Regions from separate parts of the Homo sapiens genome. Here regions 1, 2 and 4 are each linked to region 3. The links are chromatin loops, found by intact Hi-C in ENCODE. Cell type or tissue: CD4-positive, alpha-beta T cell. All regions are shown on one strand. Region 1 has its middle 25 kb from the start of NOTO. Region 2 holds the start of RAB11FIP5 (RAB11 family interacting protein 5). Region 3 holds the start of EXOC6B (exocyst complex component 6B). Region 4 overlaps EGR4 (early growth response 4).

The links. Hi-C counts contacts between places; a loop is a spot of excess contacts. Peaks named below come from ENCODE experiments on the same cell type or tissue, not always from the same donor. Only the 100,000 strongest peaks of a DNase experiment are listed, where the experiment ranks them.
Region 1: a loop joins it to region 3, with 3 times the contacts of the local background. A loop is called at or near these places in 2 of 110 quality-filtered maps.
Region 2: a loop joins it to region 3, with 5 times the contacts of the local background. A loop is called at or near these places in 2 of 110 quality-filtered maps.
Region 4: it touches region 3 in a loop (2.3-fold over the local background); 2 of 110 quality-filtered maps call a loop at or near these places.

The regions. Positions count from the first base shown.
Region 1 is chr2:73,174,705-73,179,704 of GRCh38, reverse strand. No RefSeq gene overlaps it. Among named protein-coding and RNA genes, the nearest start is that of NOTO, 25 kb to the left of the region's middle. RefSeq lists silencers at 2,241-2,320, 3,626-3,845 and enhancers at 2,143-2,816, 2,817-3,490. In CD4-positive, alpha-beta T cell, CTCF peaks have their summits at 1,902 and 2,105 (motif pointing right); DNase peaks (open chromatin) are centred at 2,134 and 3,894; H3K4me3 peaks cover 2,467 bases; H3K27me3 peaks cover 1,810 bases.
Region 2 is chr2:73,110,040-73,115,039 of GRCh38, reverse strand. It overlaps RAB11FIP5 (RAB11 family interacting protein 5), which reads left to right and starts at 2,092. Exons shown (of 6, transcript NM_001371272.1): 1 at 2,092-2,693. The coding sequence starts at 2,263. RefSeq lists silencers at 1,764-1,923, 1,994-2,083, 3,241-3,484. In CD4-positive, alpha-beta T cell, no CTCF peak of the experiment used is centred here; DNase peaks (open chromatin) are centred at 1,449, 1,929 and 2,459; H3K4me3 peaks cover 2,510 bases.
Region 3 is chr2:72,823,589-72,828,588 of GRCh38, reverse strand. It overlaps EXOC6B (exocyst complex component 6B), which reads left to right and starts at 2,556. Exons shown (of 22, transcript NM_015189.3): 1 at 2,556-2,791. The coding sequence starts at 2,679. RefSeq lists a silencer at 2,795-2,964 and enhancers at 3,155-3,204, 3,051-3,561. In CD4-positive, alpha-beta T cell, no CTCF peak of the experiment used is centred here; a DNase peak (open chromatin) is centred at 2,548; H3K4me3 peaks cover 1,360 bases.
Region 4 is chr2:73,288,252-73,293,251 of GRCh38, reverse strand. It overlaps EGR4 (early growth response 4), which reads left to right. Exons shown (of 2, transcript NM_001965.4): 1 at 1-70; 2 at 471-2,323. The coding sequence ends at 1,795. Among named protein-coding and RNA genes, the nearest start is that of EGR4, 2.8 kb to the left of the region's middle. RefSeq lists an enhancer at 1,418-2,113. In CD4-positive, alpha-beta T cell, CTCF peaks have their summits at 2,445, 2,644 and 2,846; DNase peaks (open chromatin) are centred at 1,161, 1,941 and 2,861; H3K4me3 peaks cover 771 bases; H3K27me3 peaks cover 2,037 bases.

The DNA of each region.
Region 1 (5,000 bases), 350 kb before region 3:
AACAGAAGTTGTCTGGACTGGATATAGATTTGGGAGTCATCTGCATGTGGGTTCTAGTTTGAAAAGAAAAATGAATGGATAAGCTCAGAGATGGAGGAGAATTGGTCAAGCAGGAAGATGAGTGGGCCAAGTTGCCAAAAGCAGAGGATCTATTACTATCAGTGACCAATGGTTTTCCTCCCCTTTCTTCTTTTTTTAAAACCATAATAAAATATTTCGAACACCAAGAAAGTTATAGATAAAAATGTAAGTACTCAAGAACTCACCATTCATCATTCTTGACTGTAGGTTTTGCCACTTTTACATGAGTTTTTTTTTTTTTAAATAAAAGCACATTGCAGACACATATGGGGCCTTTTGTACCCCTCTCCAGTCCTATTTGCTGGAGTCACCTCCAAATCTAATTTGGTATTATTTACACTCACAGACTCATACAATTCCTCCATATTTATTGACCCATAAGTAGCTTATAGAAGTATTTTGTATGCTTTTAAACTTCATATATGGGGCCAGGCACGGTGGCTTATGCCTGTAATGCCAGCACTTTGGGAGGCCAAAGCAGGAGGATTGCTTGAGCCCAGGAGTTTGAGACCAGCCTGGAGAACATAGTGAGACCCTGTCTCCAAAAATGTTTTTATTAAAATTATAAATATAAATTTAAAAAAGAAAAAACTTCATATATGTAGTATCATACTGTACTAATGCTTCAGCTTGCCTCTTTCACTCAGACTGTTTGCAAGTTTTATGTACATAACCCTAGTTTATTAATTTTCATTGCTATAGAGTATTCCAAAGATGAATATATTACACTTTGTTTATCCAGTTATACTGTTAGTGGATATTTGGTTGTGTCCAGTTTTTGGTTAACAGTGCTACAAAGGATAGCACCTGCTGCTCTGGGCTGACCGCCACACTCAGGCAGTTCTGGGAGTTGATTGGAGATCCCTGAAGGAGGTAAGGGCTGCTTCAGAGACCGCTAATGGAGCATCTGCTATATGCTAGATATTGCAAAATTGTAGCCCTTAATCCTCTCCACAACCTATGAAAATCACAACACCCCCCCCCCCTTTTTTTTTTTTTTTTTTGAGACAGAGTCTCACTGTCAACCCAGGCTGGAGTGCAGTAGTGTGATCACATGGCTCACTGCAGCCTTGACCTCCTAGTCAAGCCATACTCCCTTAGCCTCCCAAGCGATTCTCCCACCTCAGCCTCCCTAGTACCTGTGACTACAAGACGCATCACCATGCCGGGCTAATTGTTTTTTTTTTTTTTTTTTTTTTGGAGAGACAGGGTTTCGCCATGTTGCCCAGGCTGTTCTCAAACTCCTGGGCTCAAGCAGTCAGCCCTCCTCGGCTTTCCAACGTGCTACGATTACGGGCAGGAGCCACCGACCCCGCCGAAAAATCACCAATCTTTATAAGGAACACAAGGCTCAGAAACAGGGGTAACACAACTAGTCCAGGTCACGCAGCTAGTAAGTGGCAGAAGGGGGGGGGCACCCTCTCATCCCTCCAGGCTCCTCTGGCCCTGACCTTGCATTGTCCCTCCTTCCCCAGCGAACGCACTGCCTCAGCTCCCCTCTTACAGCCGCAGCCCTGGAGGAAGGGATGCTTCTGGAACTGCTGGGGTTGGTGCTCCGCAGTTGACCGGGACATTCCTGGGTTTGGTGCTGGGATGGAACCTGTCAGTGCCTACTGCCTGGGTATACTCCACCCAGGGGCAGAACAGGTGACTCACAGCACTGCCCAGCACAGAGCTAGGCCTGTGCCTGTTTTGGGGGTCCAGGTTCCTGGGTGCCAGAACCCCATTTTCTCAGTCTCCACAGAGCTGTACGAGGGGTACAGTGCCCTGGAGAATTTAAGCCCTTCATTAATGGTTTGTAAAAGTCTGGACTTCCTTTTGGGAAACCTGGGCTCCAGTCCTGCTGCTTGATGCAGGAACGTCACTGAGGTCCCCTGAAAAGTGGGGTGATAGTGTCAGGTGGTACTGAGCCCAGTGATGGAGGCAGCAATTTGTTTTGTAAGTGCCTGCGGCTCCTGGGCGCAGTCCCAGCGAGGACGCGAGAACGCGCGGGGATGTGAACGGTGGGGGGCGCCCGGAACCGAGGAGCTGAAGGGCCCGGCGGACGTAGGCCGTCATTTCTCGCGGCGAGCAGCAGGGGGCGCGCGCAGACTGTACAATGCTGGCGCCCCACCTCCCGGCAGCGGGCGGGGACGCATCCCGCGGGTCTCTAGAGCGGGAGATCGCGCGGGAAAGGGCCGTGCCGGGAAGGGGCTGTGCCGGGAAGGAGCGGAGGGATCAGTGCTTCGAAGGGATCTGTACGCCAAGATGATCCTAACTCCTTAGGAGCTTCGAAGCTACGGGAAATGAAGCTGGAACGGGGGAGAGGGGGAAGGGCGCTGTGCCCCGGGGGCGGTAAAGGATGGGTGGTGGTGGGGAACGGGGACACTGTCGAGCGCTGACTACCGCTGCGCTCGGGCTGGTGGAGTCACTGCTTCCTAACTGTGGGGAAGAAACAAACATTCCCCGCCCCTCCTCCCAGGAGGAAGAGCCGGTCACTTCTGGAAGTCCCAGCAGCTCACTACGGAACTTAGGGGAGGGTGAAGAAGAGAAGGCGTAGAGCGGGGAAGTGGCTTGGTCAGTTCAGAAGCACCAATAGCATAGGACTTCATAACCTTCCAAGAAGAGGGCTGGTTACAAAGCGTCTTCGCCTCCCAGGGGCTGGGTTGGGGGTGTCCCAGGAGCCAGAGTGAGGCATGAGTGGGGAGTCCCTGCGTCACTCCAGAGAGGAGGCCCGCTTGGGCACAGGTGCCCCAGGGACCAGCCTACTGCGCTTTCAAGCCCCTACGTCTTTCTAAGGGATGAGGGATCCTATCCTAGACCAAACCTGCCAGCCCATACTGAACATACCGCCTTTCTTTGAAAGAAAAGTGGGGGGGAGGCTAAAGACCTTCGCAGAGGGACCCTGAGATGGAATCAGATGCTAAATTTGCGCACAGCCCTCTGAGCTGGAAAACTGGAGAACTTCCTGGAGGAAGAGGCTGGGAGCTAGCTGTGCCTTGATAGGTGGGCAGAATTTGGAGAAGCCAGGGCAAAGTCTTGTTTGTAGGAATGAGCAGTCCGCCTGGGAAACGGGAAAGAGTTGGAATTTGCGGGGCGGGAGGGCAGGGGCAGGGCCAGAGGAACTCTAGCTGGGGGTGCGGCTACCAGGAGAGGAGCTGGTTCTGGAGTTCTAGGCTGTCCTTCCGACCTCTGGGGGCCCTGAGATCTGGTTTAAGACTCGGTCTTGTACCCTGGGGCTGCTGGATGCCTGCCGAAGTCTCGCTTCCCGGAGCAGCTGAGGACTCAGCCCTGCGGCTGAGGTCCGCGAGTTCCCTGGACATCACCGGGTGTCGTGCCCGCCGCCCCGCCCTGCGGTCGCGGGCACTGACCCCCAAGTACGCACCGGGCGGGGCCCCGCCACTCTCCAGTCTTCACACCTCCGCCTTTGGGTCTTTTTCCTTCCCTTCCCCAACCGGTTCCCCTTCCCCTCGACCCACTAGGCAGACGGGGAACTAGGGGTGCGGGAGACGGGAGGGTTAGAACCAGGCCTCAAGACGGCGCGGCGAGGTGTGCCTGAGGATGGGGCGAAAGGAGACCGTGCCCGGGTGGCCTCTCCCGAAGGAAAAACCCGTCGCTCCCCATCCGGTGCCTGCCTCCCCGAGTATCCCCCGGGGTGGGCGTCGAGGGCACCCGGGCGCTGGGAGCCGGGGCCGCCCCCTTCCCCCACCACCGAGTCACTGCCGGGCAGGCACCGCCGCGGGCGGAATCGAGCACTGGGGATTGAGGCGGCCGCCGCGTGTTTGCCCAGCGCCCGCCCCCGCCGCCGCGGGCCCTAATCTCCGATACACTTGCGAGTTGGCTTCCTGCCCCGGGGCCCCGGCTCTGCAAGCAAACAGGCCGAGCGCGGCGCTGCATCCGAAATGCGGCATTTGAGCAGCGCGGCGAAGGCGAGCGGGGGAGCGGCCCACCCGGGTAATTGCCCTTCTCGGCTCCTAATCCCCCCGCCGGGCCCCTTCCGCCGGCTGCAGCCCATTGATTAGCTCAGGAGCCGCCGGCTCAACCCAGCTCCCGAGGGGCCATCACAATCCCCACCCTGGGCCCGGGAGGCTGTCAGGACCCCCGCGGGGTCCTTCCGGACTCAGAGCGGGAGCGTGCTCCTGGAAAGGGCAGTGAGATCGCCAGGGAAAAGATGGGGTGGGGGAGAAAGGGGACGTCCAAAAACTTGCAATGGAGCCCAGGCCATGCACGCCCCAGGCCGAGAAAGGCGGGACCTCAGACCCTGCTGTCCCGGTGAAGGAGACAGTGCAGAGGGCCCTTGAGCGCGACTGGGCTTGACACCCCTGAGAGCTCACTGTGGAGCCCGGGTTAGGAGATCCCCAACCACCCAAACACAAATCACCCTCAAGACCCCGTACTTATGCGGTGGCCTGAGCCTGCTTCCTGTGGTCTGCCCAGAGAAACCTGGGCCTCACAGGAGAGGAATGCCAAGTGCTTCAAGCTGGGAAATTGACATGGTCCATTCTACAAAATAGAGCTCAGTGCAGATGAGGAGAGAAATAGGGTTCTATGGAGCCTTTCGGGGCAAACCCACTGATGACTGGGTGATAGCTTCACAGGGACAAGACCCAGTTGCCATCTGGGGTGAGTTTTGTTTCTTCCCTCCCACCTTTCAGCTTCCTATCTGAGCCTGAACTTACACCCCTTCCCCCTCCCAGAATAGCCACCCCAGGCCAGGAAAACTGAGCATTTGCCTACTGAGTCGACCTCCCTGAGTCTAGGCCCACAGTTCAAAGCCTGACTTCTCTGTGCAGGGGCAAGGCTTGCTGCGGGGCCCTCTGGGATCTGGTGAGCAGGGGCCTTCTCTGACACCCTGAAACCTGGGAACAAACACTGGGGTTGGGGGCAGAGGCTGGGCCAATGTAGAACACAACAGCAGAGACACAGGAGAGAAATCAGGC
Region 2 (5,000 bases), 290 kb before region 3:
GGTGGGAGGCTGTGAGGACTGGGCCTGTGCTGGGTGTGCTATCATGGGTCTCCTCTGCCTACTCTACTGGTTTCCTAGGTTCATATTCCCAGTAGAGGACATGGCCTGGAAGGTGGACAGTTGAGGGGTACTGTGGAGTCTCCCTAAGAAGAAATACATGTTTCTCCTGTTGGGTATCCTATAGAGCACTGGTTCCCCACCTTTTTGACACCAGGGACCAAAATGTAAGTTTCCACAGACTGAGGGTGGCAGGGATGGTTTCAGGATGATTCAAGTGCATTACATTTACTGTGCACTTTATTTCTCTTATCATTACATTGTAATATATAATGAAGCAATTATATGACTCACCATAATGTAGAATCAGTGGGAGCCCTGACCTTGTTTTCCTGCAACCAGATGGTCCCATCTGGGGATGGGAGACAGTGACAGATCATCAGGCATTAGATTCTCATAAGGAGTATGCAACCTAGATCCCTCGCATGCACAGTTCACAATAGGGTTTGTGCTCCTAGGAGAATTTAATGCCACAGCTGATCTGACAGGAGGTGGAGCTCAGGCGGTAATGCGATAGGAAGCGGCTGTAAATACAGATGAAGTTTCACCAGCTAGCCCCTACCACCACTCACCTCCTACTGTGCAGCCCAGTTCCTAACAGGACATGGAGGGTTACCAGTCTGTGGCCCAAGGGTTGGGGACCCCTGCTATAGAGGAACTAAAAATAATAGCATAACTACACAAGATTGAGGGATGGAAGTGGGTGTGAGCCAGCTAAATCATTATCTATCATAGGAGGAAGGCAACAGACAGTGGCCAGTCCTGATAAATGCAGATGTAGCTATGTGAGCATCTTAATGTAGTGATGTGGAGGTAACCATCAGACCTGAAAACACCAGTGGCTTTAAGCAGCATCCCTGGATTGAAGGATGGAGAGGGAGTTCTTGCTTTTCATTGCAAGCCATTCTGTCCTATTTGATTTTTTTAAAAAAGCTGTGTGTATTATTTTTAAATTATTATTTTAAAAGTACAGGCTCTGAAAGTTAAAAAAAAAAAAAACGCTCTGGGGGCATCTAGTGGATTCACAACCCTCCCCCATCTGAGCTGACATTTTATCTTCTGGAAAATAGGGATAAAAGCCATACTCACCCCACAGAGTTGCTCTGAGGATAAAATGAGGTAATGCATATAAAAGCGCACTGACCAGAGTTGGCTGAAATTCAGCATCTATAATTACTAAACATCGTTATTATCAATAATAAACCAAGTATACGTTAATACTTAGGCCCTGGCACACAGTAGGCACTTAATAATGGGTGGAAGTAGTTATTTAACCCCCCACCAGGGCCTGTAATTTCCCCCAACCCGTGACACACTGGCCCCAAGGCTCCGAGTGAACACTTAAATATTGATGTGGTTACTCATTTATTCATCACTCGGCTCTCCGCCGCAGAGTCTGAGGAGGGTGAGCCCCGCTCTCGGGCCTCCCGCGCCGCCGCATGGCCGCATCCCGGCCCCCTGCGCCGGGAGAGATTGGAGGCGGCGGCAGCTCACCCGCTTCCAGGTCGCCGATGCGGGACCGTCACGTGGCGGGGCGGCAATCGCTCCAGTTTCACTCCGGCATTTTCCCCCGCAGGGGCGGACTGGAGGAGGGGAGAGCGCGGCCCGGGGTCAGGGGAGCGGCGGGGGTCCCCATCACCCCAAGTCCGCGCCAAGAGGCTGGCCATCCCAGGAACTGCGGGCCGGGACCCTTTTACGGAGAGGGCTTTCCGGAGCAGGGACTTTTAGAAGGAAGACGTGGGATTGGCCTGGAGGCGCAGAGCGGGTTTTTCGTACCTGGCCGCGGGTGTAGGGCTCCCCACAAGCGAGGCCGGGTTGCTTCGGGCGCCCCCAGCCAGGGGCGGGGCCACCGCGGGAACTCCGCCCACCCTCTGCAGAGGCCGCGCACCGCCCCTTCCCGCTCCGGGCTGGTCTGCGGCTGCCGGGGCGCGAGCTGCGTGCCCGCATCCCTGTCGCACCGCCTCGCCGGTTGGGGCGGCGGGCGCGGGGCGGGGCAGGGGGCGGGGCGCTGACGTCGCGGCGCGGCCCGCGGCCAGCGGCCCGGTGAGGCGGGGAGGCGGCGGCCGGTCGGCCCGGCCCAGCCCAGCCCGCAGCTGCGGCGGCGCTCAGAGTTGGTTCCTGACCGCCTTCTGCCGCGGCCGGGTTTGTCACCAGGTCCTGGGGTCTGCACCGGCTCGGCCAGACCTCGCCCCCCGCTTCTCCGCCATGGCCCTGGTGCGGGGCGCGGAGCCGGCGGCGGGGCCTTCCCGCTGGCTGCCCACGCACGTCCAGGTGACGGTGCTGCGGGCCCGCGGGCTGCGGGGCAAGAGCTCGGGAGCGGGCAGCACCAGCGACGCGTACACGGTGATCCAGGTGGGCCGCGAGAAGTACAGTACGTCGGTGGTGGAGAAGACGCACGGCTGCCCCGAGTGGCGTGAGGAGTGCTCCTTCGAGCTGCCGCCGGGGGCCCTGGATGGCCTGCTGCGGGCGCAGGAGGCCGACGCGGGCCCGGCGCCCTGGGCCGCGAGCTCCGCCGCCGCCTGCGAGCTGGTGCTCACCACCATGCACCGCTCGCTCATCGGCGTCGACAAGTTCCTGGGCCAGGCCACGGTGGCGCTGGACGAGGTCTTCGGCGCAGGCCGCGCCCAGCACACGCAGTGAGTAGGGGGCGCGGGGGCACAGAAACGGCTAAAGGCCTAACAGGGCGGGGCTGGTGGGGGATCAGGACCCCGAACTTCAGCCGGGCCAGTGAGCCCTTGCCTCGTGCTTAAGGGCGTAAACCGACAGAAACGTTGGTTCTTCGCATTTCGGGGTCGTCTTCAAGCTTCCCAAACGTGCGCTGTGTGGGGCTCAGCCACTGGTGGTCCCTGGGAGGCCTGGGGGAGGTTTAAGTGGTGGCGAACGTTAGGAGTAGATTGTCAAGTAAAGTTAGGAATGAGATTCAGAGGCTTTGGGGCTATGGAAACCTCAAGAAGGGAAATCTTGGGGCCGTTCTTAGAACCTCCGGGCCTGCCTCCCTTTCCTCAAAGGGGAGGGGAACTGCGGGCGCCTGTCCGGCAGGGGAGTGGAGAGGCGCAGCCTTGCCCTACGGGGGAAGGAAAGCCAGGTGTCTTCCTCCAGGGCGAGGTTGAATGTTGATTACCCCGCTAAACGTAGAAGCTGGCTGCAGGGGGCATCTGCCTCTTGCTCTCAAGATGCCCTCCACTATCTAGAGATGTCACCCCCCCACCCCCATCCTGTCCCTCTGTGTCCTGTGTCCCTGGTCTGAGGATAGGAGGAGCTTCTAAGTTAAGGAAGGAAACACTTGAGTCAGCCTTCCAGTGGCCTGCCTGCCTGCCCTGCCCTGCCTGAGGTAGAGGCAGCGGCATGGTTAATGAACAGCAGGAGATTATCTCCCGGTCACTTCCACCTCAGTGGGCCAGGGTTTTTTTAAATCATTTATTTTGGCAGCATTTAACCTTGCCTGTGTTAAGATCAAGGCTTCAGCCTTGGAGCCCCATTTCCTGTTTTGGGCTTGGGCAGGAGCTGGAAGCCAGTCCCCGGGGCTGACAGCCTGCTGTGGATCACTCAAGTGGTTAACTTGGGAGTGATCTGGGTAGGAGGGTAAGGGGATTGGGGCAGGACTGTGCCTTAGGTCAGGAGAGGTGCCGGAAAGGTTTGCCCCAGTGGAATGGCATCCACTGAGTGAATAAATCCAGGAAGGCTTGCTGGAGGAGGGGGATGAGCCTGGTGCAAACCCAAATGAAAGCAGGATTTAGGTAAAAAGGATCTGACCTTGAATGTTTTCTGAAACATGGGTGTGGAATGACTTTCCTGGCTGGCTCTCTGTGGTCTGGGATGGGGAGGGCGTTAGTGCAGGTTCCAGGCATGGCTGTGACCTGACTCCATTTCCCCATCCCCTGGCCTGCTCCCCGCCTTCCTTCATGACTTGCTGTTTGGTGGCAGGGTGTGGGATCATGTGGTATATAGCTTGGACCTTGTTTTTTTCCTCCTTTCTGTCCTCTCCCTCCTTCCTGGTTCCTGGAGCCCAAGGGGGTGGGTATATGGGGCGAAAAGCTCTCTCCTGGATCTCTTAGCCCATTCTTTTTCAGAAGAGGTGCCTATCCCCCAAATCATTCCACCCCTTCCCCCAGTCCTTCACCCTCCACCAATCAGCTACTCTGACCAGACTGTTAGATGACACATCTGTTCAGGGGGTGCTGGGGGAACAGGAGGAGGCAGACCAAAAAAAGGCTCCAGGCCTGCAGGGAGCAGCTTCTTTGATTGTTTTTTCCAGTTCCTGCCCTTGCTTTCCTCTTGGCCTCTGGATCTTCCTTAGCTGAGCTGGCCAAGCTTGTAGGTCCAGGTGGACCCATTTTCAGCCAAGAACAGCCTGTCTTGGAGAATTTGACTTACCACCCCTTGATCTGAATGGGAACCTTAATTTATTTTATAGAAATCATCTTTTCCACCAGGATCTTTCCACACCCACCTGGCTGTTTTCTCTGATGCAACAACCTGGTTTATTTATAGAACCGGGGGGGGAACAGGAGTGGGGAGGGTCACTTAGGATGGGCAGAGGAAAGTCTGTGAAGTTGGCCTGGTGCTCTAGTTTACTGGACCTAACAGCATGCCCACTGACAGAGGGGGAGGGCTGTCACCCCCGCTGTGGTCCCCACCTCTGGCTGTAGTGGTCATTCCTGGTGGTATTTCCTGGAGCACCCTGGTGTGGGCTACCAAGACTGAGTCTGAACGCTGCCTGGTAGGGAGAGGGCAAGGCAGAGAAGACCAGGGTGTACCCTCCTCAGCTTTGGATAATGGTGGAAATGAAAAGTATCCATTCTTTAACTCCAGGAGTTGGCTGTGGTGGTCTCAGGTAGGGCAGGTGGTGGCCCTTTGCCAAGAGAGGACCTGACTGGGGAAGGTACCCTTATGGTTAGGAAGGGGCTACAGAGTGGCACTGGACAGATCCCAGTCCCAAAACT
Region 3 (5,000 bases):
AAAACATTTTAACCACTAATGCTGGAACTGAATCAATGCGACTCACATTCTTTCTATTTGGAGGACATAAACATTAGACAGGCCATCTTGCCATCTTCACTGGAGGTTTCCAATACTGCTTACTGCAGACTTGTTCCTGTTGCTGAGATGTGTGGCCTCTGGCCTCTGTGGAGGCTCACAAAAACTGCTGACAGTAGCAGAAGCTAGTTTAACTACTGCTGAATGTATGTCGTCTATGCAGCAGCCTGGATGGGTGAAAAACTTGCTGAGTGAGATGCTAAAATGGGTGTCTGAAGGGACCCTCGGTCATGTATTTCAAGAGATCTTTAGAAATACAAAAGGCTCCATACTCTCCCTACCCCTCCTACATCTGTTTGGAATTGTTTAAACATGAGTAATGAAACAAAACGAGGACAGGCAGAGATTATCTAGAGACAGACAGGTTTATCAACTTGCTCTCTTCTTGGCAAATCAGGACTTGTAACCCATTCCCCTTACTACTGGTTTGTTTATTTTTAAAATGCATTCTTAGGTCATGACTACTATTTTTATTAAAAAAGCAGTGCATGCACAAGGAAAATAATTCCAAGAGTGCAAATGATAATTACAAATTACCTTCTTACTACTTCAAACTCCTTCTTTCCAATTTTTTTTTTCCTGGATGCCATTACTGTTAACAGTTTTTTGGGCATTTTTTCAGACAGATTCTATCTATGTAATATTATATATATGTATATGTGTGTGTGTATATATATCAAAGCGTATATATGAATATTTATTCTTTTAAAAAACAAATGAGGACAGAGTCTACATATTGTTTCATGCCTTGCATTTTTCCACTCAACAACTACAACTTGGAGACAGTTTCATGTATGACCATAGAGTCTTTTGTCTTTCTTTTTAATGATTGCATAATAGTCTATAGTATGGTTGTAGCACAAATTATTTAGCCTAAACTTCCAGTTTGGTTCTTCTCTCATGCCTTTTTTTTTTTGTCAGTGGAAACTCTCTTCTACTAGTCACTCTGGTACTAAACCTTGGAGTAATATCTAACCTTTTTGGTATCTAGTAAATCCTGTCAATTCTCTCTTTTTGATGTTTTTCCTACTTGTTCATTCTTTTTCATTCTCATTGCTGCTTCCCTGGTTTAGGCCTTCTCATCTCCTACAGTGTTGCCTTATCTCCAAATTCTCTGTCTCTGCACATCTTGCACACTTGCCCTTCACCAAATTTCCTAACGCCCACATTTTGATTGTGTCACTCCTCTTAAAAACCTGCACCTCTAATCCCAGCACTTTGGGAGGCCGAGGCGGGCGGATCATGAGGTCAGGAGATCGAGACCATTCTGGCTAACACAGTGAAACCCCGTCTCTACTAAAAATACGAAACATTAGCTGGGCGTGGTAGTCCCAGGGCGTGGGCCCGTAGTCCCAGCTACTTGGGAGGCTGAAGTAGGAGAATGGCGTGAACCCGGGAGGTGGAGCTCACGGTGAACTGAGATCCCGCCACTGCACTCCAGCCTGGGCGACAGAGCGAGACTCAGTCTAAAAAAAAAAAAAAAAAAAATTAGCCGGGCGTGGCGGCGGGCGCCTGTAGTCTCAGCTACTCAGGAGGCTGAGGCAGGAGACTGGCATGCACCCGGGAGGCGGAGCTTGCAGTGAGCCGAGATCGCCCCACTGCACTCCAGCCTGGGCGACAGAGCAAGACACTGTCTCAAAAACAAACAAACAAACAAACCCCCAAAAAACCTTCAGTGCCTTCCCATTCATTGTGTTACGTAAAAACTCAAGCAATGATTAATAAATCCGATTTTTAAATTGTAACTGATGAGTTCATGAAATGCAGATGCCTGGATCAGAATCTCCAGATGTATGACTGTCAGTCAGTCTGTATTAAAAAAAAATGTTTCCAGGTGCTTCTGTTGCAGTTGGTTGTTGGATCAGTGGAACCATTAGAACAAAGTACACATTTATCAGCCCAGTATTTAAGGCTCCTCGTAATTTCTCTCCAGCGAACCTTTCCAGACCCATCCCTTACTACTACGTCTTTACACGTCAGTGCAAATGAAATTCTTTTTGGCTGTCTGGATTCTCCTCACACCTTCCAGTTATGCCTTTTAACCTCCGAAACCCAGTGTCTTTATGAAGCCTTGGCAACCAGAAGAGATCTCTGAACTCCATTATCGGAACTGGCTTACAGCTCACAGTTTTGAATTCTCCAGCTCCCCGTGTCTCCCCCACTAGACTGTAAGGCCTCTGTCAGACATTAAGTTAGACTTTATTATTCGCGCCGACGGAGCCTTGGCACTTTGTGGCAAAGGTGGTAAACAAGAATTTGTAGGTTTAGTGCCACTGCCTGACTTGATCATCACTGTTTACGCACTGTCGTTAACTGTTTTTGCTTACAGTGGGCTTCAACTAGTATTTGCGGATTCCATGTATGAATGAATGGAATCCAACCTAGCATTTCCCAGAGAACTACAAATCCCAGCGGACATTACGCAGAACGCCGACGGACGCGGTGACGCAAGGGGGCGTGTCGAGCCTGAGGGAGGGGTCGGCCTGCGGGTAGCCAGAGGCTGGGGCGGCTGTGGAGCCTGTGGTGGGAGCGGCATTGTGGGGCAGGGAAAAGGTGAGCCGAGCCGACGGAGGGGACGCGCTGCGGGGCGCCCCCAGTCTATGGAGCGGGGTAAGATGGCGGAGGCGGAGAGCCTGGAGACAGCGGCAGAGCACGAGCGGATCCTGCGAGAGATCGAGAGCACTGACACGGCCTGCATCGGGCCCACGCTCAGGTACCCCGGGTGCCGGGACCACAGAGGGGCGGGAACGGGCGGGACGGGGCAGGCTCCTCTGGGTCGGGCCTCCGGCCGGCTGTCCCCAGGTCCGGCGCCGGCCCCTCCCTTCGGAGAGACCCTGCATACCGGGCGAGGCGGGTCTCCCTTCGCAGCCCCGACGCGGGGTCCCTTCCCGGCGCCCTACAGCCCAGTGACTCAGGACCCTCCCGCTGCCTCCCTCGGGGCAGGAGCAGCCTTCGTTCTCCCTCCGAGGCTGGTCCGGCGCTGGGGAACGAGAGGGCGCCCGACAGATGGTGGTGGCTCCCGGCAGATCTTCCCCCTGGGGACATCACCCTTCTCCCTCCGTCTCTAACTACGTCCTGCCCTAGACAGGAGTCCTGCTCTTCAGACAACACAGAATTTCACTCCATGGTCTAGTGCTCGAAATCAAAGTCTTGCCTCAGAATCACAGCCACTTCTCAGAAACGAGTCCCTGGAAATCCTAGGCCTGGATGGAAGTTTCCCCAACCCGCGCCCCTCTCCTGGGAGCCGCTGCTCCTTTATCCCTGCCTCCCTGTTACGAGGACGACCCTCGCCCACGGTGCAGCCTCCTCATCGCTGGGGAAAACTGACCCTGCTGCCGCCCCCCAGTTATCATTTTTTTTTGCACGCACATCTCCATTTTATTTGGAGATGTCAAAAGAAATCCCTACTTACCTCAACTTATTTAACAAATTTAGGTAGCACTTGTTACATAAAGTCCAAGACGTTGTATAAAGTGATTTACAAATGCAACTTATTTAAGCTACAAAACAACCGTATTAGGTAGGTTCTATTACTCTCCTTTTACAGACAGGGCACAGATAGGTTAAGTGACTTGCCCAAGGTCACAGAGAAAATAAAGTGGGGGACTCAGATTCCTACTCGGATAGCCTGGACCCAGACACTTAACCACTGTTTTGCCTCAGCTGGGGATTATCGGCTACCTGTACTTACTGTTGGTAACTACTCACTAAGCCCAGTTTTGAACTACTTTCCCCCTTCCCCTCATGTTACTGGTGTCCTAGAACCAACTCATCCTTATCCCTTACTGTTATGCATTCTGATCATGCAGCCAATACATAGATAACTATCCTACCCTCCTTGCACAGTCTTGGGTCACTGCCCCTCCCATCAGAAAAGTTATTACTCACTGCTTGCGTTTTCTTGGGGTAAGTTGACTCAGGAAAGACTAATTGGAGGGCAGGCTGGAAATTACTCCTCCTCTCCACTTGCACAGCTTCCTTCTCCAGGACACATTGTTAGCACATTTCTGCCAGTACCACCCCTGGTCATAACTATCCTTAGTAGTTTGCCTTTTGTCTCTTTATTTATTAAAAGCAATGGCAAAAACCGCAATTACTTTTGCACCAACCTAATATTCATTTATTGAGAGAGGGTCCCCTTTTGTCTCCTAGGCTGCAGTGCAGTGATGTGATCGTAGCTCACTGCAGCCTTGACTTCCTGAGTTAAGATCCTCCCACCTAAGCCTCCTGAGTAGCTGGGACTACAGCTGTGCACCACCACCACACCTGGCTAAGTTTTAAACTTTTTGTAGAGATGGGATTTTGCCATGTTGCCCAGGCTGGTCTCAAACTTTTGGGGTCAAATGATCCTCCCACCCCAGCCTCCCAAAGTGTTGGGATTACAGGCATGAGCCACCGTGCCTGGCCCCTTTGTCCCTTAAAGTGACTTTTAGCTCCCTTTTTTGGACCAGTTCTTCCACACAGTTGCCTGTCTCTCCACCAACCCCCATTGCCTTATGATCAGGACCATTGTGCTTTTCTCAATTCCCATTTTCTTCAGCTCTTAAGGGTCAATGGTCCTACACACATTTTCCTGTATACTTCAAATCATCTCTAGATTACTTATAATACCAAATATAATGTAAATACCATGTAAATATATGTTATACTGTATTGTTTAGGTAATAATGACAAGACAAATGTCTGTAGCATGTTTAGTGCGGATGCAACCATCCTTCTTTTTTTTTTTTGGGACAGGGTCTCACTCTGTTGCTCAGGCTAGAGTGCAGTGGCACAATCGTCACTGCTCACTGCAGCCTCGACTTCCTGGTGATTCTCCCACCTCAGCCTCCTGAGTAGTTGGGACTACAGGCGTTCGCCACCATACCTGGCTAATTTCTTATATTTCATATAGAGATGGGGTTTCACCATGTTGCCCAAGC
Region 4 (5,000 bases), 460 kb before region 3:
GCCGAACCCAGCGCTGAATTGCCCCGGCTGCCTGCCAGGGACGCTCCCGCGGCCACCGGCTACCCTGGAGGTAAGGAGGGCGAGCAGGGGTGCTCAGACGACGACGGCGCAGCGCGGGGGCGCACCATACCTGAGAACCAGGAGGGACTGGGACATTGGAGCTATGAGAATAGGGGCGATGGGAAGCTTAGGAGTCCTGGGGTGCGCACCCCCATTCCCACCCACACTGGGCCGCCAGCGCCTCCGCAGGAACCTGTGCGGTTATCGGAGCGCCCTTTTGCCTGTGCACGTGTGTTTTGCGTGTGCATGTTTCTATGTGCTCCTTGGGACGTATGCGGGCCCCTGCTGAATCAGAATGTGCAAAAGGCACTTTGTGTATATCCGTGGGCACCAAGAGTTTTGTAGGTAGGGGCTGTGGACTCAGGTGCACCCTTTGATGTGCCCAGAGCTGATTCCTGCTCCCTCCTCAGCAGGCGACTTCTTGAGCTGGGCTTTGAACAGCTGCGGCGCAAGTGGGGACTTAGCCGACTCCTGCTTCCTGGAGGGGCCTGCGCCCACACCCCCTCCCGGCCTCAGCTACAGCGGTAGCTTCTTCATTCAGGCAGTGCCCGAACACCCGCACGACCCGGAGGCACTCTTCAACCTCATGTCGGGCATCTTAGGCCTGGCACCCTTCCCCGGTCCAGAGGCAGCAGCGTCCAGATCCCCGCTGGATGCCCCTTTTCCTGCGGGGTCCGATGCCTTGCTGCCGGGTCCGCCGGACCTTTACTCCCCGGATCTGGGCGCTGCCCCTTTCCCAGAGGCGTTCTGGGAGGCCTCGCCTTGCGCGGGTGCCCCCTCGCAGTGCCTGTATGAGCCTCAGCTCTCCCCGCCCGACGTCAAGCCCGGCCTCCGGGCGCCTCCCGCCTCGCCAGCGCTGGACGCTGTCTCTGCCTTCAAGGGTCCCTACGCGCCCTGGGAGCTGCTTTCTGTGGGGGCCCCAGGGAACTGTGGGTCACAGGGAGACTACCAGGCCGCCCCGGAGGCTCGTTTTCCCGTAATAGGGACCAAGATTGAGGACTTGCTGTCCATCAGCTGCCCTGCGGAACTGCCGGCCGTCCCAGCCAACAGACTCTATCCCAGCGGGGCCTATGACGCTTTCCCGCTGGCCCCGGGTGACTTAGGGGAGGGGGCTGAGGGCCTCCCTGGGCTCCTGACCCCTCCTAGTGGGGAGGGAGGGAGTAGCGGCGACGGCGGAGAGTTTCTGGCCAGTACGCAGCCTCAGCTTTCCCCGCTGGGCCTTCGCAGCGCCGCCGCGGCGGACTTCCCTAAACCTCTGGTGGCGGACATCCCTGGAAGCAGTGGCGTGGCTGCACCACCCGTGCCGCCGCCGCCGCCCACCCCTTTCCCCCAGGCCAAGGCGCGACGCAAGGGGCGCCGCGGCGGCAAATGCAGCACGCGCTGCTTCTGCCCGCGGCCGCACGCCAAGGCCTTCGCTTGCCCGGTGGAGAGTTGTGTGCGGAGCTTTGCGCGCTCCGACGAGCTCAATCGCCACCTGCGCATCCACACGGGCCACAAACCCTTCCAGTGCCGCATCTGCCTCCGCAACTTCAGCCGCAGCGACCACCTCACCACGCACGTGCGCACCCACACCGGCGAGAAGCCTTTTGCTTGCGACGTGTGCGGCCGCCGCTTCGCGCGCAGCGATGAGAAGAAACGGCACAGCAAGGTGCACCTCAAGCAGAAGGCGCGCGCCGAGGAGCGGCTCAAGGGCCTCGGCTTTTACTCGCTGGGCCTCTCCTTCGCTTCTCTCTGAGCAAGAGATGGGTTTATGGGTTGGGGCGCCGCCGTTCGGCGCGCACGAGTTCCGGGCCGTTCCCCTCCCCGCTCTTCTTCCAACTCCTCCTCGCACGCCCGAGGGCCGGCCTCCGGTCCCGCTTCCAGTTTCCTTGAAGCGCCCGCCGCACACGCCCTATTCAGCACCAGCTCCGCGGACAGTTCCCGCGGTCCAGGCGCTGTCACCCTTGTCAGCCGCGCTTTGGGGGAAGTCTTCTGAGACCACCCAGTGAATAGGCACTACCCTGGGATTCAAGACAGTCTTTTGTAACTGGCACACGCCCCACGCCTTCCTCTATAACCCCCAGAGACAGGCTGGGGCAGCGCCAAGGCGGTCTCGCGCGGGACTTTGTACAGCAGTGTCTTATCCAGCAGCCATTGGATGTAACGTTTTGCTTTGGGTTTTTTTTCCTTTTGTTGTTGTTAATTTTTGTAAAGCAGACGCTACTCTCAAGCAGTTGACAAAACTGTTTATTTTTGCAATTAAAATTATTGTGCTAAAAGCTTACTGAATCTGCCATGTAAGCTCCTGACCCTTCCCCTTAGCTTCTCCCCCAGGACCATATGTGCCAGAAGATAAAGGAGATCCCCACGCTCATGGGATACAGACCCTGAACATATTACACACCCACTGTCAGGCACACCTGCCAGGAACTGCGGCACAGAGTAGGCATTCAGTAAATGTGTGTTGGGTTAATGAACGAATTTAATCACAGCTCACCTAAGGGCTGGAGGTGTTTCTGGAACTTCAAAGTGGTTAAAAGGCGTAGGTGTTCAACATTATGTATATATTATTCTCCTTAATCCTCGCATTCCCAAATAAAGCAGGCATATACCTCATTTCAAAGATGTGGAAGCAATGTAGATAGCTTGCTGGAACAATGTAGTTAACCCAGGCTAGGAACAGACAGGTCAAACAAATCTGTCCAACTTCAAAGCCAACCCTCATTTTCCAACCCCAGAATGGAGACACCTAAACTTAATAGCACTGATTGGAAAGGCTTCCTACCAGAAGGTGAGAAACAGGTTTGGCAGCTAGAGGGAGCTCCAGGCAGTAGCGACAACAGCAAAAGGCTGCAGTATTTTGGTGCTGTTTGTGAAAGCCCAGAGTGTTCAGTGTCACAGAGGCTCCAGACAGTATCTATGCATCTGTTCAAGAGTCACATGATGTCAGGACCCAAAGGGTCTCAGCATTTAGCTAGAGCACACCTGAATATAGCTGGGAGCAGGCACTTGCCAGAGACTGATGGTCACCTTAGTTGCTCTTCCCACAAAAAGGATCTTCTCCAGGTGGCATCAGCCTACTTACCATTCAGCCATGCGCCTGCCACAGCCACTTTTCTCCAGCTGTCCTTCCAAGTGAACTCTTCATGGCTTTGGGATCAGAGGAAGGCTAGGAGGGTGATGAGGAAAGCATGACCTTGTAATGGTGAAGGTGGCCCCTTTTTACTCTTTGAACTCCCCACCCAAAGCTTTTCCACTCTTTCTGGCCACCTTGGGCAGACCTTGGAGCATAAAAAGGCCGCTGTGCTCTCCATCTCTCTGCTCCAATGACCCCTCTCTGATAAGGAAGAAAGAAGGCCTGTGTCTGAGGACTTCATTGTTTTCTCTTCTGAGCTGAGCTGTTCTTGAATTAAGAGACCTTACAGCCCTATGATGCCAGATCAAACCAGCTTCTGATACTCTTGCTGCTTTCTTCACTCCTTCACTCTAAGATATGCTCACCCTCCACCCCACAGTCCAGCTGACCAGAGACAAAATGATCAACTCAGAGAATTCCATCCTTTTCTCTCCCTAGGTTTTAAGTGCTTTCATGTGGCCAAGTATCTTGTATCTAAGAAACTAATTTGTGGTAAAGGATTTAATATTACCTCTTCTAGGAGAATTAACATTTTAGAACAGTAGCCTGCAGAGGGCAATGTTTAACCCAATGAAGAGGCTCAAATTGTGGACTGTCAGGCACTGTGATAAGTGGTAGATTCATGGAGACACAAGATAATCATGACCCTCATTGTCTTACTATTTAAGTCACCACACCTTTCACTTATTAGGCATGGGCCACCTGACTTCACTTTTCATGAAGAGTAGGGCAAGAAAAGCATAATGGCCCATATTTCAAGCAACTGGTCCCAAAACACACAAGCTGAACAAAGGAGGAAACGCAGACAGTGGGTGGCTGGCCTCTGATCACCCCTATCTTGCCCTCTCCAGCAGCATTCCAGCAAGTGCCATCAGCTCTATTATTCTTATCCTCACACCCACCTAGGCCTAACATCACTGATGAGAAAATTGAACCCCAAAGAAGTGACTTAGTAGTAGTCCTGGTACCAGAGCCCAGTCTGGCTCTATAACTCCTAGCTGAGAAGTTCCTGCTATGTCCCAAGGGACACTGCTCCCATTTATTGGAGCTTCCCCTAGGGATTGTGAGGGATGAGAATATTAGACTAGAGATGGAAAGAATTAAAACCAAACAATGTGAAAATCCAAACCCAGGACCCAACCAGAATTGGAGACCAAAGAGCTCATTTTCCTTATTTGCTCCTCTTTTTCAACTGGTCCTCAAAACATGAGTGTTTTCCTGGACCAGTTCTTAGCTCTCTTCTTTCCTATTTCAACACTTTCCTTACAGAGTGCATTCATTGCCAGGCCTTCAGCTATTATTCCTACGTAGATGGCTTCTAAGTCAGACAGCCCCATGGTTCTAATGAATACCCCCATATGGATGTCCCACCACCATTCCAAATACAGTCTGTCTAAAATCAAATCACCCTTCCATATTTCTGGTAATAGCAACATTATTTGATTCCCTGGATTCATCTAAGTAACTACAGCTCTGTGGGATTCACTTTTGCTTCTTCCCACCCCACACATCCAGGCTGTCACTTAGACTTGTTGAATCTTATTGTAATTCTTCAGGGTCTTCTCTACTCTCATTCACGGTACATTGTTCCAGGTTACGTATTATAATCTTTAGCTTGTGAGCTCAACTTCAGTGGGGATTTACTTGGGCAGCAATACTCTGTGGCCTTGGGTGATGGTATGTTTCTCCTGAGCAGTTTCCTGTTTGCTTCTACCAGACACTCCAAGAGTATCACCTGATGGAGACCAATCTTTTGTTAATTTCTTGGTTTGAGGTTCTTGTAACATGCAGATGTTTTGAGTTCAAAGTCCAACTCAAGTAGTTA